2 separate regions of the Homo sapiens genome follow, and region 2 is linked to region 1. Evidence: read pairs that join two places in POLR2A ChIA-PET (ENCODE). Cell type or tissue: PC-9. All regions are shown on one strand. Links, peaks and the distances in the headings refer to the core of each region. The heading gives the core; the rest is flanking DNA.

Region 1 (8,593 bases), core at 249-8,248:
ATACATCCAGGAAGATATTTGAAGTCAATTCAGTTTTCCATGGCTAAGAATTCCGGTCATTTGGGGAGAAAAAAAAAATGTCAAAAATGGAAGAAAGAGAAGCAATTCAAGTGAAGATATCCAAGGAAGGAATTGCAACTTCTTTTTTGTATTCTGTGACTCATGAAGACCCGAGGTTAAAAATTATTTTTAGTATTATTTCTGTTTTTATTTGTGTGTGTGTAAAAAATAAATCCTTGGTGTACTTTCTTTTTTTTTTTTTTTTTGTTGTAGAGACAGGGGTCTCACTATGTTGCACAGGCTGGCCTTGAACTCTGGGGCTTAAGCAGTCCTCCTGCCTCAGCCTCCCAAGTAGCTGGCCTATAGGCTAGGGCTACCATGCCTGGCTGTTTTATTTATTTAGTTTTTAAATTTATTCATTCTCTTTTATTCACAAAGGATTTAAGATGATCACAACAAATACATATAAGATCAGATATTATATGTCAGTCAAGAGTAAAAACAAAACATAATACAAAGGCCAGAGAAAAACAAATACAGTGAGGGTCTACACAGTTACTAGAGTTAGACCTCAAAGTTAGCCCTGTGTTTTGGGGCAGCCAAAGTGAAAAAGGAACATTAATTATATGATTCTTATTTTTAGAAAAGAAAACAACAACAGACACCCATTCTTCATTTCTCAAAGGAAATGAAGTATTTTCTAGCACTAAATTCTTTAAAAAAAAAGAAAAAGAAAAAAATTTAATAGAAGGGCTTCCTACACGGAGAAGCTGAAGGTTATAGAAATGGTGTCCTTGGCCAGGTGCGGTGGCTCGCACTTTTAATCGTAGCCGTTTGGGAGGCCAAAGCAGTCGGATCACTTGAGTCCGGGAGCTCGAGACCAGCCTGGGCAACATTGTGAGACCTATTTTTTTGTCACTACAAAAAAAATTAAGAAATTAGCTGGGCGTGGTGGCACACGCCTGTAGTCCCATCTACTCAGGAGGCTGAGGTGGATCACTTGAGCCTGGGAGGTTGAGGCTGCAGTAAGGTAAGATCGTGCCACTGTACTCCAGCCTGGGCAATAGAGCAAGTCCCTGTCTCAAAAAAAGAGAAACTTTCTTCAACAACATTGCTCAAGTTATTAATTTATTCTTTTTAAAAATCTTTTCTCAAACATCTATTATGTAGCAACTATATGGCATACACTATGCTACATAATAAAGATAAAACAGCAAGCAAAACAGCCCTTCTCACAGGACTAGAATCTGGAATCTGAAGAATCTGTTTCACAGGGCCAGGGTAGGCTCAGTGTGGAGAGTCTAAGGAGTGTGTTTCTCCTTGTTAGCTGGCCAAGCTAAACATTCAGGATGTACAGCCTCTAAGTGATGCAAGGATGTCCGTAGTATACTCCAGCTTAAAATGCCTGGAAGGGTCTAACGAGCTAGGCGATGGGAGTCAAGGCTCCAGCCAGCTTGGCTGGGATGCAGGGCTGAGATTATTCCTGGAGTAGGGAGCAGAGATGAGTGATCTGTTAGTTACTCAGTTACTTCTTTGGGGAAAAAGGCCAGTTCACCTCGAGCCAAGTTACCCAATGACAGACTGACCTAATTATTTGTTTCTTTTCAGTTCTATTTTAAAAGTTTAAACAGTTTGTATAAGATAAGATGGTTTTAACAGCTTTTTGAAGATGCATGTGATGTTTAAGATGGACTTTTTCTTTTTAATGTGCTGGCATTTTATGGATTTTTTTTTTTTTTTTGAGACAGGGCATTGTTCCTGTGCCCAGGCTGGAATGCAGTGGATGTGATCATAGGATCATAGCTCACTGCAGCCCTAATTAAGCTCCTGGGCTCAAACTGTCCTCCTGCCTCAGCGTCTTGAGCAGCTAGGACTATAGGCATGCTCCACCATGCCCTGCTAATTAAAAACAATTTTTTTTTCTAGAAATGGCATTTTGCTATGTTGCCCAGGCTGGTCTTGAACTCCTGGCCTCAGGGGATCCTCCTGCCGTGGCCTCCAAAGTGCTGGGATTGCAGGTGTGAGCCACTGCATCCGGCCATTATAAAATAACATGTGTTTGCATTGCTGGAACGGGAGTGTGCTGGGGCAGAGGTAGATAAAAATACACTGCAGAGCCTGGACTGCTGTTCTCCCAGAGAGGAGATTGAGGGGCAGAATGAGGGAATGGAGGGAAGGCAGAATAAGTATATTCACCAGGAGTATAATCATTACAAATATATTCTTTGATGTAAAGTGTCCTTAGGAATATATTTTTATTATGAATAATAATTCATTATGGCCCTCACTACGTTCTCTCTCTCCATTACTCTGTTCCATACTACCCTAGAAACATTGTTAATCTGTTGCTTGTAGGCAAGACTCTGTTGATTCAGGCTTTCTATGGGACTCCGGCTATTGGTGATACACGTTTAGTTCAAGAGTGATGGGACATAAATCTGGCAGAAATGATAGTAGGTCACAAAGTCATTCCTGTGTTTTCCGTAGGGATGCTTTAGCATGTTGTCTACAAATTAGGCCTCTTCCTAGAGCTTACAGCTGGGATCTAGCTGTCTTCAAGTGATATGGCATTGAGAAATATTAAGATAATCTCATTTATTGAAAGCACATAAATTTCCATTTTCTTTTCTTTTTTTTTTTTTTGAGATGAAGTCTCTCTCTGTTGCCTAGGTGGTGTGCAGTGGCATGATCTTGGCTCACTGCAACCTCCGCCTCCTGGGTTCAAGTGATTCTCCTGCCTCAGCCTCCAGAGTAGCTGGGACTACAGGCGCCCGCCACCACCCCTGGCTAATTTTTTTTTTTTTATTTTTAGTAGAGACAGGGTTTCACCATATTGGCCAGGCTGGTCTTGAACTCCTGACCTTGTGATCTGCCTGCCTTGGCCTCCCAAAGTGCTGGGATTACAGGCGTGAGCCACTGCACCTGGCCAAATTTCCATTTTCTACTACCAATTTTTTCTTTCTCACCAATGAATAACAATTTACATTTGTGGCCCAGGAAGGGTGGTTCACACCTGTAATCCTAGCACTTTGGAGGCCAAAGTGCATGGGTCACTTAAGCCTGGGAGTTTGAGACCAGCCTGGGCAACATGGCAAGATCCTGTCTCTATCAAAAAAAAAAAAAAAAAAAAATTCAGAAATTAGCTGGGCAGGTGGTGTGTGCCTATTGTCCCAGGTACTCAAGAGGCTGAGGTGGGAGGATGGCTTGAGTCCAGGAGGCAAAGGTGGCAGTGAGTTGAAATTGTGCACTGTACTCCAGCCTGGGTGACAGAGTGAGACCCTGTCTCCAAATCTCCAAAAAAAAAAAAAAAAAAAACCTAGAAAAAATTTACATTTTTGTAATTTCATTACAAAATTTCATTACAATTTTGTAATTTCAACATGCTACATACTAAATGAGATAATCATCTTGTCCTTACAGAAAGTCTGTGACTTAATTTATTTATATCCTCTCTTATTCCAGGGAAAAGTTTGAAGCACTTTATAGAGAAACATAAAATTCTATAGAAGAAAAAATAGATGAGGACATTGGAATGAAGGAAAAATAGGGATAGGTGGATGTAGACAGTGGTAAAGCAACTTATTTTCTATAAAGTCATTTGTAGTTGCTAGAGATCGGCTGTAGCAGCCAAAAAAGGGAGGGAAACCTTGTTTATAAAAATAACATGTTCATTAAATTAAAAGAATAGATGCCTAGGATCACAGTTTTTCTTGGTACTGAGACCTGAGAGAATTTTCCATAGCATGTTCTCATAAAAGGAACACTGGTTTATGGGCTGTGTACTCCCGAACTCCTGTAGAAAGAGTACAATGGTAGGTTTCTCTTGACTTTTTCCTATCATATCCTGCATAGTAAGGCTTGTGGGATCACACTGAAATACATTTTAATAAAAGCAGTTCTCTGAAGGGGTAGAACAATGCAGTTCAGGTTCATGGCTCCCTGGCAGCTGGACAGGATCCAAAGACAACATCCAGGAATGGGTGGACTCTGTTTCAGGCATTCCTCTATGAATATTGTTTCTTGTAATCCAGTGTTTGTAAATGCGTGGCGGAGAACTTTGGGTTAGATTCCTTGGCAGGAATCTGAAAGTCTGAATGTTGGCCTGGACAAAATCATTACCCTCATTTAACAGATGAAGAAACAGGACCTTGGAGAAGCTGATGATTGCCCAAGGCCGAGTGGTCAGTGGAGAAGCTGGGACTACAGCCGAGTTCTCCTGACTCTAAGTCTAGTGCTCTTTCAGCCATTTCCTCTCATTTCTCTAACTTACATAGAATTCTGTTAAAATTTTAAAGAGTTAATAATGACTATTTTAAACATTGATAATGGACTCCCTACTTAGATGTTTAACTAAGTAAACTATATAGCTGAAGTCTGTCCTCCCAGTCCTTTGCCCTCCACTCTGTGAAGTGGTGGGTATCCTGCCTTAGCATGTTTTTGTTCTTTTACTGTATATGTGTTCATGCGTGTGTTTAAAATGTATATAAATGGCCTGGCGCAGTGGCTCACACCTGTAATTCCAGCACTTTGGGAGGCCAAGGCAGGCAGATCACCTGTCATCAGGAGTTTGAGACCAGCCTGGCCAACATGGTGAAACCTTGTCTCTACCAAAAAATACAAAATTTAGCCAGGCATGGTGGTGCATACCTGTAATTTCAGCTACTTGGGAGGCTGAGGCAGGAGAATTGCTTGAACCCGGGAGGTGGAGATTGCAGTGAGCTGAGCTTGTGCCACTGCACTCCAGCCTGGGCGACAGAGTGAGACCCTATCTCTAAATAAATAAATAAATAAATAAATAAATTTACATAAAGGACATATGACTTCATAGCATGTCTATCCTTTGTGCTGGCTCGTTTCCCCACCTTTGTAGTTCTGATATCTATCCATGCTGATATTGGCTGTTCATTCATTTTAGCTGTGAATAGTCTTCACTTCTGCATGAATCAGCGACAGTTTATCTGTTTCTCTGCTGACAGTATTAGATTATTTCCACTTTTTTCCTTACAAACAGTTCTACCCTGATTATTCTTGAATGTGTCTCCTTGTGTATACATGCACTTTTACAGGATTTTTTAGTTGGCAGAAATGAGCATCAGGCAGATGTGAGAACATCTTTGCTGAGCCCTCCTGGGCCAACCTTGGACCCAGCATGCCATTTGGGTTCATTCGCAGCCGGTGCTGTTCTGGCCTCAGTGGGCCTTCAGCTGCCCTCACAATCCTTGTATGCTTCTTTGGTTGGTTGGTTTGTGTTCTTAACTGGCCTGTTCCAAGCATTGTTTATTCCTCAAGGACCCCACACCACCCATGCTCCCCCTGCTCCTGCTCCCAGGAGATGACCTCAGCTCTTATTTTCCTGAGAAAAATGAAGTCAGATGATGAGAGCTCCGTTCATTCTTCTCTACTTCAAAATTTCTCAGCATTCCTACCCAGAGGAACAGCGAGCATGTTTTGCAAACCACAAATTCTTCATGGAATGCATGGAGGAATACATTTTTTAAAAAAGTTTCTGAGATCCCAAATTGGAACTTTGTCTTATCATGAGCTGCTTTATGTTCAAAGCCACTCATTGAAATCTCTCTGAACACAGCCGCCAGCTCTTCTAGTGTATTTCCTAATGTATGCAAACCGTAATCATTCTTCAGCCTCACTGAGACAGCAGTCTGTACACTCTCTCATTTCATGGGTTCACTCCTGCCTGTAGTCACATCCCTCCTTCCCATGTAATCTTCCCCACAGCTTGCACCCCAAACCTCCCTCTCAGAGCCCTCCCTTTTCCTGCCTCAATCTGCTGCATCACTATCGTCCTGGGAACGTCCCTTTATTTCTTCTGTATTCAATGCCCAGTCCCTGTTTTTCTCACTTTTAGTTTAGTGTTCTATTTTGTTGGCATACTTTCGTTCATCTTGTTTTACCTTATTTTGTTGGTATAGTTTTATTTTTTTTTGAGACAGAGTTTCGCCATTGCCCAGGCTGGAGTGCTGTGTTGCCATCTTGGCCCACTGCAGTCTCTGCCTCCCTGGCTCAAGCGATCCACCCGCCACAGCCACCCGAGTAGCTGGGACTACAGGCGCATGCCACCGCACCTGGTTAATTTTTGTTTTTTTTTGTAGAGACGGGGTTTTGCTAGTTGCCCAGGCTGGTCTCGAACTCCTGGCCTCAAGCGATTCGCCCACCTTGGCCTCCCAGAGTGCTGAGATTACAGGCATGAATCACTGCACCTGGCCCTCACCAGTAGCTTTCTAAGAACAAGTGTTTAGGACATACATTTTTTTTGAGCTTTGTGTGTGAGGAAATTACTTTTTTCTACCCTAACACTTGATTCGTACTTTAGCTGGATATAAATTATAGGTTGAAAAGTTTTCTTTTAAAACTTTGTTCAATATACATATAACATAAAGTTTATCATCCTAACCATTTTTAAGTGGTATTAATTGCTGCTGGTGGATTCACATTGTTGTGTAACCATCACCACCATCCATTTCCAGAACTCTTTTCATTTTGTGAAACTGAAACTATATATTCATTAAACAATTAAAAGTTAATTAAAATAGTTAACTCTCCATTCCCTGGCAGCACCATTCTACTGTCTGTCTCTATAAAGTTTGATGACTGTAGGTACCTTATGTAAGTGGAATCAGACAGCATTTGTGGAAAATTTTCTGATTATGTGTTGATTTCACATTTGTGAATGTCAGGTTTTTTAGCTTTGGAAGTTTTCATCCTTAAGTTTTTTTTTTTTGAGATGGTGTCTTGCTCCGTGTGTGTAAGTGGAGTGCAGTGTCACGATCTCAGCTTACTGCAACCTCCGCCTCCTGGGTTCAAGCAATTCTTCTGTCTCAACCTCCCAAGTAGCTGGGACTATAGGCGCCTGCCACCACACCCAGCTAATTTTTGTATTTTTAGTAGAGACAGGGTTTCACCTTGTTGGCCAGGCTGGTCTTGAACTCCTGACCTCAGGTGATCCACCTGCCTTGGCCTCCCAAAGTGCTGGGATTACAGGCATGAGTCACTGTGCCTGGCCCTGTTTGTTAGTTTTTTTGAGACAGGGTCTTGCTCTGTCACCCAGGCTGGAGTGCCGTGGCGCAATCATGGCTTATTGCAGCCTTGACCTCCTGGGCTCGGGTGATCCTCCTGCCTCAGCCTCCCAAGTAGCTGGGACTACAGGCACACACCACCATGCCTAGCTAATTTTTGTATTTTTTGTAAAGATGGGGTTTTACCATGTTGCCTAGGCTGGTCTAGAACACCTGGTCTCAAGTGATCCTCTTGCCTTGGCTTCCCACAGTGCTGGGATTACAGGCGTGAGCCACTGTGCCTGAGTGTTTTCACTCTTTGTTCTAGTATGGTGACTAGCTTTTAATTTTTACTGCTGATTAAGAAATAGGATAATCCCTATAAATGTATTTCACAGATTATAATAAATACCATTTATATACTGTGTAGTATATTTCTTAATAGTATTTAATAAATGTTAATTGTTGTCATTTTTAGTTTCATGAGTGTTTTCCTTGAATTCCAGCAACCACCTTAAACAAGAAGTATTATTCCCATTCTACAGCAGTGGATACTGAAGTTCAGAGCATCTGGGACTAGGTCAGGGCCAGCGGAAGGCTCTTTTAGGGAAGTGGCTACATTTCCTCAGGATGTTCTGATCATGGGTTAAGTGGGTGGTTTCTCACCACAGTTGGTATTGGTTGGTGACACTGCTTTGTTGTGAGATTGCAAGCCCAGTGGCATCATGATTTGAGAATTGCTACATTTTTGTTTTCCAAAAGTGTAATGCATAGATAGGTGTATTAGTTTGTTTTCACGCTGCTGATAAAGACATACTTGAGACTGGGAAGAAAAAGAGGTTTAATGAACTTAAACTTCCACATGGCTGGGGAGGCCTCACAATCATGATGGAAGGGAAGGAGGAGCAAGTCACGACTTACATGGATGGCAGCAGGCAAAAAGAGAGCTTGTGCAGGAAAACTCCCCCAATAGTAACCATCAGATCTCATGAGACTCATTCACAATCATGAGAACAGTGCAGGAAAGACCCACCGCCATAATTCAATCACCCCCCACTAGGTTCCTCCCATGACACGTGGGAATTGTGGGAGTTAAAATTCAGGATGAGATTTGGGTGGGGACACAGCCAGACCATATCATAGGATTGGTTGTTCTGGCATTTGTGTGGTGTCATTAGAAGAATAAAGTGCCCAGGAGGAGGGAATAGAGTGGATCTTACAAATCACCTGACCTGGAAATATGCACCAGTTGCTTCTAGTCAAATGATGATTACAGGATAAATAATAAGGGGAAAAGTTAATGGGAAAAAGATGAACAAATTTATTGCAGTGTTTCACCAACTTTCTGCTGTGAGCTTGTAAGTGGACTGTCAATTGCTAGGAATAGCTCTACAATTTAACTGATAAAGGAGAAGATCCTTCCACATTCCTAGGTGGACTATAAATAACAGAGTACAGCTGAAGAATGGAAAAAGAACAGGAGAGACACCCCAGGGAAAATGCTGGCTTTAAAATCACTCTGTTAAAGAAATAACGTGAATGCTACATCTGTTATGATATACCTTCTGGTCAACCTTTAA
Region 2 (8,593 bases), core at 252-8,251, 410 kb after region 1:
TAAAAATACAGACTTGATTTTTTGTGCACAGAGCGTGCTTCTTTCACATATGTCACCGTTTGATCTGATGAACCTAACCAGAGAAAGGAATCGTTTTCTTCTCTCTTATTCAGTCCTCTCCTTTGCTGGGAATTATAAACAGAAAATGAACTTCTCCAAGTAGTTCATGCAGCTACTTAAGGATCACCAATGCTGTTCCATGGGCCAGGATCTCTGCATTCTCCTCTCCCCTCACATTGTTTCTCTTCCTTTTACATTCTCACATATTATTTTTCTACTGTCCAGGCAGTTTAGCTAACTAGCTTCTTAATGGTTCTGCTCATAGTCAAGTCAAGTGCTTCCTCAGCCTGCTCCACGTATTCTACCACGCCACCAGCCACAGCTTACTAGGAGGACTGCTGTCCTGGCATGACACTGGCTTCTAGTTAACAAAGAACTTGCATGGCCACATCATGCTGCATGTTCACACCAACCCTACAATGTTGATTTTATCACCAATTTGCTGACAAGGAAACTTGAGGGTGTTTTCCAGATTTGCACTCATAGGAACACAGGTCATCTGACTTCCATACAGATGCACACCTGCCTCCTTGCAAGAGATTCAGTTTCTGTGTTCCTAGCACTGAGGCTGTCAACATCTGCCATATTGCACTGCTACTATCTCACAGGCCTTTCAACCGGACCCCATCCCTTCCTTCTCATCCTACCTCTACCCTCCCTCATCTCAGTCTAAAATACCACTCAAGGGAGAAAATTCTTAACAACTTCTTTAGTTATTTTCACCTTAAAATTTTTCTGACAGGCTGGGTGTGGTGGCTCATGCCTGCAATCCCAGCACTTTGGGAGGCCAAGATGAGAGGATCGCTCGAGCCCAGGAGTTCAAGACCAGCCTGGACAACATGGCGAAAACCCATCTCTACAAAAAATACAACAATTAACCAGGTGTGGTGGCACCTGTAGTCCCAGCTACTCGGGAGGCTGAGGCTGGAGGATCACTTGAGCCTGGGAGGTTGAGGCTTCAGTGAGCTAAGATCACACCACTGCACTTCAGCCTGGGTGATAGATACCTCATCTTTAAAAAAAAAAATTTTTTTCTGACACTCAGCATTACATTTATTCTTTCATAAAACACTCTTCTTTGAGACTGCATCTTGCCCTCATGCATTTATCTCTTTGTGACAATGCTCCCTTAATGCTTGCAATACCTTAAGTGTCTACCTGAGACACAAGGAAATATGAGGGTGTTTGCTCACAGATGATGAGGAGGAGGCTATAACTACCATTCATTCAGCAGTTGCTTGTAAATCCTTTGCCTGCACTATTTAATTTTATCCTTAAAACAATCCAATGAGGTGGGTACTCCTTATGTCTCCATTTTACAGATGAGAAGATTAAGACTCAGAGAATTTAAGGAACTTGCCCAACAGCTAGTAAGTAGCAGAGGGTTCAAACCAGATCTGTTTCACACCAAAGCCCATTCTCTCTGAACTGCTGGTCTCCCTAAGACTTTATACACTAGCTGAAGGGAGAAGACAAATGCATAAGACAACCTACAATGCCTGTTGCAAATGATAAGTGACAAATTAATGGTGGCAATCAGGAATTTTGTGGACTTTCAGAAGGTAAGAAGTCACGTTCCCGCATGTTTGGGTTCTTCTGAGAGAGTTACAGTAACTCCCAGAGCTCCTTACCAGGGCTAATTAGAGGGCGCTGATCTCCTCTGGGGTCTCTTCTGAATTACACAGGTGCATGGGCCCAGCCTTGAATCCTTCCCTTGGAGTCCCTCGTTCTTCCACTTTAGCACTGTGGAAGCTTCATTCAGGGCACCTGTAGGCTACAAACTACCTCCATCTGCTCTGTTTTTCAACCTAACCTTGTGGCTGGGAGAAGAGAGCCCAGGATTTCTACGGAGAGAACAGAGAACACAAGGAAACTAGCGCACATAGATCAGAATTGCCCAGTGCAGGGATGGAACCCAGGCTTGGAGTTCCAAGGCTTGGGCCTAGGGTGGGTTTTCAGCACAAACACTTCCTAGTTGTGTGCCCTTCGACATTTTCCCAACTTCTTTGATTTTTCTCTGTAAAATGGGAATAGCACAAGAAGCTATTTCATAGAAATGACAAATTGCTGTAACGTGCCTGACACTTTGTAAATTCTCAATAAATAGTAGCTTGAAAACAACCCAGAGATCCTCAGATTGAAGGACTTCCCAGGTGTACAGAAGCCTTGGCCTAAGAGATGGCAAGGAGCAGGTTTTCCTCTTTGGGAAGTTTGGGCTCTGAGGGTAGAGAAGACAGTGAACGGATTAAATGCCTGCCTGGAGTGTGTTGTGGAACTCTGCACACATCTCTTCAAGCAGGCCCAATTGTGAAGTTAGAGAAAGACCCCTGACACCTGACCCAATTATAAGAGTAATTTGCAGCAGTGTTTCTCCCATTTCACAGGGTCATAAGAGTCACCTGGGTCACTTTTTTATTTTTTATTTTTATTTATTTATTTATTTATTTATTTATTTATTTATTTATTTTTTGAGACAGTCTCGCTCTGTCGCCCAGGCTGGAGTGCAGTGGCGCAATCTCGGCTCACTGCAAGCTCTGTCTCCCGGGTTCATGCCATTCTCCTGCCTCGGCCTCCCAAATAGCTGGGACTACAGGCTCCTGCCACCATGCCCGGCTAATTTTTTTGTATTTTTAGTAGAGATGGAATTTCACCGTGTTAGCCAGGATGGTCTCAATCTCTTGATCTCGTGATCCACCCGCCTCGGCCTCCCAAAGTGCTGGGATTACAGGTGTGAGGCACCGCGCCCGGCCTCACCTGGGTTGCTTATTTAAAATACAGATTCCCAGCCCCCTCCCCCAAAATGTTCTAACCCAGGTGCTCTAGGGCAGGTCCTGGGAATGTTTATTTTACACAAGCCACTGGGTGATTTCATGACCAAAGAAGTTTAGGAAACATTGCTTTAAGCATTCAAAGAACTTATGTGTCCTCTATGTAATAGAATCTACATAATGAGCAGATTTATCATCCCCACTTTACAGGAAAAGTAACTAAGACCCGACAAGCTTCAGCAGCATGCAAGAGCCTGCTCAGGCTGGCTCAAGAGAGCCTACTGTTGTTGTTATTGTTGTTTTGTTTTTTTGAGATGGAGTTTCACTGTTGTCGCCCAGGCTGGAGTGCAGTGGCACAATCTCGGCTCACTGCAACCTCCGCCTCCTGGGTTCAAGCGATTCTCCTGCCTCAGCCTCCCGAGTAGCTGGGACCACAGGCACCTGCCACCACGCCCAGCTAATTTTTTGTATTTTTAGTAGAAATGGGGTTTCACTATGTTGGCCAGGCTGGTCTCCAACTCCCGACCTCAGGTAATCCTCCTGCCATGGCCTCCCAAATTGCTGGGATTACAGGCATGAGCCACCGCGCCCAGCCAAGAGAGCCTACTGTTAAATGTTCAAGGAATTTGCAATTCGGTGATTAAACCCCGAGTGGCTTGAATTTGGCCATGGTGGAATAACTACACTCCAGATTTCTCCTCGCCAGAAGGGAGCTCACAGGTGCTCAGGTCGGCTTCTTTTTTCAAACAACCCAGGGCACTGATAGAAGTGAACACTTCTTGGCTGTTCTCTTGTTTTGGGTGCATGGCTCAGTTTGAATATTGTCTTTTTCTCTACTGAAATTCATAAACATTACATACAAATCAGCAATCTAGGGCTTTTTTTTTTTTTTTAAAGAGCTGGTTTACTAGCACATCACTGAGTCAGGGTCAGTAGTTTGTCTGACTGTTAGCAAAAAAGCTGAAGTTCACCTGTGTTCTCGCTCCTTAATCCATGTGCATTCTCCTCCTGCTCCCTCTATCGTCCCTTCAACCTCCAGTCCTGGATAGCGTTAAGGGCTCAAATTCTAACAAGGATCACCTGCTAGAGAGTTGGTTCAGAATTTCTAAAGACTTTAAGTGATCATTCTTTTCCACAACAGGTTGATGTCTCCCTCTAGTGGATAGGAAAGAGTAAGACAAGTTTTTAGATCATTGTATATGTGTAACATGTTGAAATATATAGAGAGCTAATTTCCAATAGCAGCACAAAAATTTCCTTTTTATTCATTTAATATTTCATTCACTCAGCATTTATGATTTGCTTACTATGTGCCAGATATTGAGGTATAAAGATAAAAAAATGAGAAAAGTCACTATATACTGAGAAAGACTGCCAAGATACATTGAGAAGAAAATCAGAGTGCAGAACGTTATGAAAAATATACTATCATTTGTTTATAAAGGCAAAAGAAAGAATACATACATACATTCACATAGGATATATTTAGAGAGACACACAAAATACTGTTAATATTAGTTGGTTTTGGCCGGGCATGGTGGCTCACGCCTGTAATCCCAGCACTTTGGAAGGCTGAGATGGGAGGATTGCTTGAGCCCAGTTCAAAAACAGGCTGAGCAACATGGCAAAACTCCATCTCTACAAAAAATACATTTAGCTGGGCACAGTGGTGCATGCCTGTAGTCCTAGCTACTCAGAGGGCTGAGGTGGGAGGATCACCTGAGCCCGGCAGGTTCGAGGCTGCAGTGAGCTATGACTGCCACTGCCCTGCAGCCTGGGCGACAGAGCAAGACTCTTTTCATACAAGACTAGTGCATATGCCACAGCAATTTGATTGGTTACAGATTGCTAAATTCCAAGAAAGAATACTTTATTACTCTATAAGGAGGGGTAATGATCTGTGGGGGTCTTTGGTGCTGTTTGTTCTTAATTATCTAAAGGAAAAACAAGGCAAAAGTTGCAGCTGCATGCCATGTGACTCAGGCTGCACAGCCACACACCTCTCAAGGCTCAGAATAAAGTTCCAACAGCTTTAAGTTTGAATTATTTAATTTCACATACTTATTCAAAAGTAAATTAAAACCTGCGCATAGTAGCTGATGCCTGTAACCTCCAACGCTTTGGGAGGCTGAAGCAGGAGGATCACTTGAAGTCAGGAGTTTGAGATCAGCCTGGGCAACATAGTGAGACCATGTCTCTGCAAAAAAAAAATCTTTTAAAAATTAGCTGGGTGTGGTGACTCATGCCTCTAGTCCTAGCTACTTGGGAGGCTGAGGTGGGAGGATGGCTTGAGCCCAGGAGTTTGAGGCTGCAGTGAGCTGTGATTGTTCCACTGCACTCTAGCCTGGGCAACAGAGCGAGACATTCTGTCAAACAAACAAACAAACAATAAATAAATAAATAAAGTATTAAAATTTAAAAAGTTAAAACTGGTTTTAAATGTATTCAAAGAGCTATTTTCTTCTAAAATATTAAAAGCAAACTGCTTATAAAAATTAATAGGCGGCCAGGCGTGGTGGCTCACGCCTGTAATCCCAGCTCTTTGGGAGGCTGAGGTGGGTGGATCACAAGGTCAGGAGATCGAGACCAACCTGGCTAACACGGTGAAACCCCGTCTCTACTAAAAATACAAAAAAATTAGCCGGGCGTGGTGGCGGGCGCCTGTAGTCCCAGCTACTCTGGAGGCTGAGGCAGGAGAATGGCGTGAACCCAGGAGGCAGAGCTTGCACTGAGCCGAGATCGTGCCACTGCACTCCAGCCTGGGCGACAGAGCGAGACTCCGTCTCAAAAAAAAAAAAAAAAAATTAATTAATAGGCAACATTTTAAAATATCAAGATTTTAACTCAAAAATATTTAAAGCTAATTTTAAAAATTATTATACTAGGCCGGGCGCAGTGGCTCACGCCTGTAATCCCAGCACTTTGGGAGGCCAAGGCGGGCGGATCACGAGGTCAGGAGATCGAGACCATCCTGGCTAACACAGTGAAACCCCATCTCTACTAAAAATACAAAAAAATTAGGCGGGCGTGGTAGCGGACACCTGTAGTCTCAGCTACTTGGGAGGCTGAGGCAGGAGAATGGTGTGAACCAGGGCAGCGGAGCTTGCAGTGAGCCAAGATCGCACCACTGCACTCCAGCCTGGGCAACACAGCGAGACTCTGTCTCAATAAATAAATAAATAAATAAAATATATATACTATATAAAATGCTTTATACAAATTAGTCATAATTCTACCATTTAATGTCCATCTGGTTGATGCAGTAAAGAAGCATAGTATATCTAGAACTACCTATGTACAGATTTAAGTCAATGTTAGGTATTTAACACTACCAAATGTTCCTCAGCTTCTGTGCATAGCAATTGTAGTACCGTGCTAACTCCTGAATAACTCTGAAGCAAGAAAATGGGACTACAGAAAAATAGGCCGGGCACGGTGGCTCACGCCTGTAATCCCAGCACTTTGGGAGGCCGAGGCAGGCGGATCACAAGGTCAAGAGATTGAGATCATCCTGACCAACATGGTGAAACCCCGTCCCTAGTAAAAATACAAAAATTAGCTGGGCATGGTGGCGCATGCCTGTAATACCAGCTACTCGGGAGGCTGAGGTAGGAGAATCACTTGAACCCGGGAGGCAGAAGTGAGCTGAGATCCGCCATTGCACTCCAGCCTGGGTGACAAGAGCGAAACTCCATCTCAAAAAAAAAGAAAAAAAAAAAGAAAGTAAAAAGAAAAAGAATACTACATTGTGCAAGAAACACCTGCATTTTGGCTCTTAAGAAGAATTAAACAAGTTAATTTGTCTTTTTTCTCATCTAAATGCTTCTGCTACTCCACTCCGTCCTGTCCTTAAAAGTAATGTTTATCTCTGACATCAGCAGCAACACAAACCTTCATGGCATTTGGACATAGTTGGATTTTGTTTCAAGGACTTGGAAACCAGAAAAAGACAAACAAAGGGCCCCTATACCTAGTTTGCTGAGTTTTTATTAGGAACGGATGTTAGATTTTGTCAAACACTTTTGGTGGATCTGTTGGGGTAATCATATGGTTTAATTTTATGTTAATGTAGTGAATTATATTGATTGGGCTTTGAAATGAAGACTTATATGCCTGAAATAAACTCCGGTTGGTCTTAATGCATTGTCCTTTTTACATATTGTTAGGTTAGATTTGCTAAAATTTCCTTGAGAATTTTTGCACCTGTGTTCCTGAAGACTACTGATCTGTAGTTTTCTAAGAATGTCTTTGTCAGGTTTTGGTATCAGGGTAATGCTGTTATCCTAGGATGAATTGGGAAGTATTCCATTGGCTTCCATTTTCTGAAAGAGGTGGTAGAGAACTGCTGTTATTTCTCCTTAATCATTTGGTATAATTCACCACTGAAGCCATCTGGGCTTGGAGTTTTCCTTGTAGGAAGGTTTTAAACTACAAATTCAATTTTAAAAAATAGATATAGGACTACTCAGGTCAGCTCTTCTTGTACAATTTTTGGTAATTTGGTTTTTTTCAAGGGGTTTGTCCATTTTATATATGTTGAATTTTTTGTTAAAAAGTTTTTCATAATATTCTCTAATTATTATTTTAATAGCTGTAGAATCTGTAGGTTATCTCCTTCATTCCTGATATTTGCAATTTGTGTTTCCTTTCACTTTTTTTCTGTTCAGTCTGGCTAGAGGTTTATTAATTTAATTTAATTTATTTATTTATTTATTTATTTATTTTAAGACAGAGTCTTGCTCTGTCACCCAGGCTGGAGTGCAGTGGCACGATCTCGGCTCACTGCAACCTCTGCCTCCTGGGTTCAAGTGATCCTCCTGCCTCAGCCTCCTGAGTACCTGGGATTACAGGCATGTGCCACCATGCCCAGCTAATTTTTTTTGTATTTTTAGTAGAGATGGGGTTTCACTATGTTGGTCAGGGTGGTCTCGAACTCCTGACCTCGTGATCCGCCCACCTCAGCCTTCCAAAGTGCTGGAATTACAGGCATGAGCCACCACACCGGTCTTTTAACCTGTTTTTTGTTTTGTTTTGTTTTGTTTATTTTTGAGACAGAGTCTCATTCTGTCGCCCAGGCTGGAGTGCAGTGGCACGATCTCAGCTCACTGCAATCTCCGCCTCCTGGGTTCACGCCATTCTCCTGCCTCAGCCTCCTGAGTAGGTGGGACTACAGGCGCCCACCACCACGCCCGGCTAATTTTTTTGTATTTTTGGTAGAGACTGGGTTACACTGTGTTAGCCAGGTTGGTCTCACCTTCTGACCTCGTGATCCACCCGCCTCGGCCTCCAAAAATGCTGGGATTACAGGCGTGAGCCACCATGCCCGGCCTAGGGATTTATTAATTTTATTGATCTTCTCAAAGAACCAGCTTTAGGCTTTATTGATTTCCTGCTATTTTTGTTTTCTATTTCATAAGTTTCTGCTCCAATCTTAATTATTTCCTGTCTTCATTTTATTCTGTGTTTAACTTACTCTTTTTCTAATTTCGTTTTTTGTTTGTTTGTTTGTTGTTTTTGTTGTTGTTGTTGAGACGGGGTCTTGCTTTGTCACACAGACTGGAGTGCAGTGGCATGAACATGCCTCAGTGCAGCCTCAACCTCCCAGGCTCAAGCCACCCTCCCACCTCAGCCTCCTGAGGAGCGGAGACCACAAGTGCATGACACCCTGCCCAGCTAATTTTTGTATTTTTTGTAGAGAGGCGGTCTCACCATGTTGCCCAGGTTGGTCTTGAACTCCTGAGCTCAAGCCATCACCTGCCTCGGCC

Evidence for each region. ChIA-PET counts read pairs that join two places held together with the same protein. Peaks named below come from ENCODE experiments on the same cell type or tissue, not always from the same donor. Only the 100,000 strongest peaks of a DNase experiment are listed, where the experiment ranks them.
Region 2: POLR2A ChIA-PET joins it to region 1 with 10 read pairs; 2 of 35 experiments call an interaction of 5 or more read pairs at or near these places.

The regions. Positions count from the first base shown.
Region 1 is chr14:63,892,481-63,901,073 of GRCh38, forward strand. All of the region lies in intron 1 of SYNE2 (spectrin repeat containing nuclear envelope protein 2), which reads left to right. Among named protein-coding and RNA genes, the nearest start is that of SYNE2, 44 kb to the left of the region's middle. RefSeq lists an enhancer at 941-1,465. In PC-9, for the core only: no CTCF peak of the experiment used is centred there; a DNase peak (open chromatin) is centred at 4,091; H3K27ac peaks cover 1,009 bases.
Region 2 is chr14:64,299,677-64,308,269 of GRCh38, forward strand. It overlaps a transcript of ESR2 not described here. Among named protein-coding and RNA genes, the nearest start is that of ESR2, 9.6 kb to the left of the region's middle. In PC-9, for the core only: a CTCF peak has its summit at 3,995 (motif pointing left); a DNase peak (open chromatin) is centred at 3,945.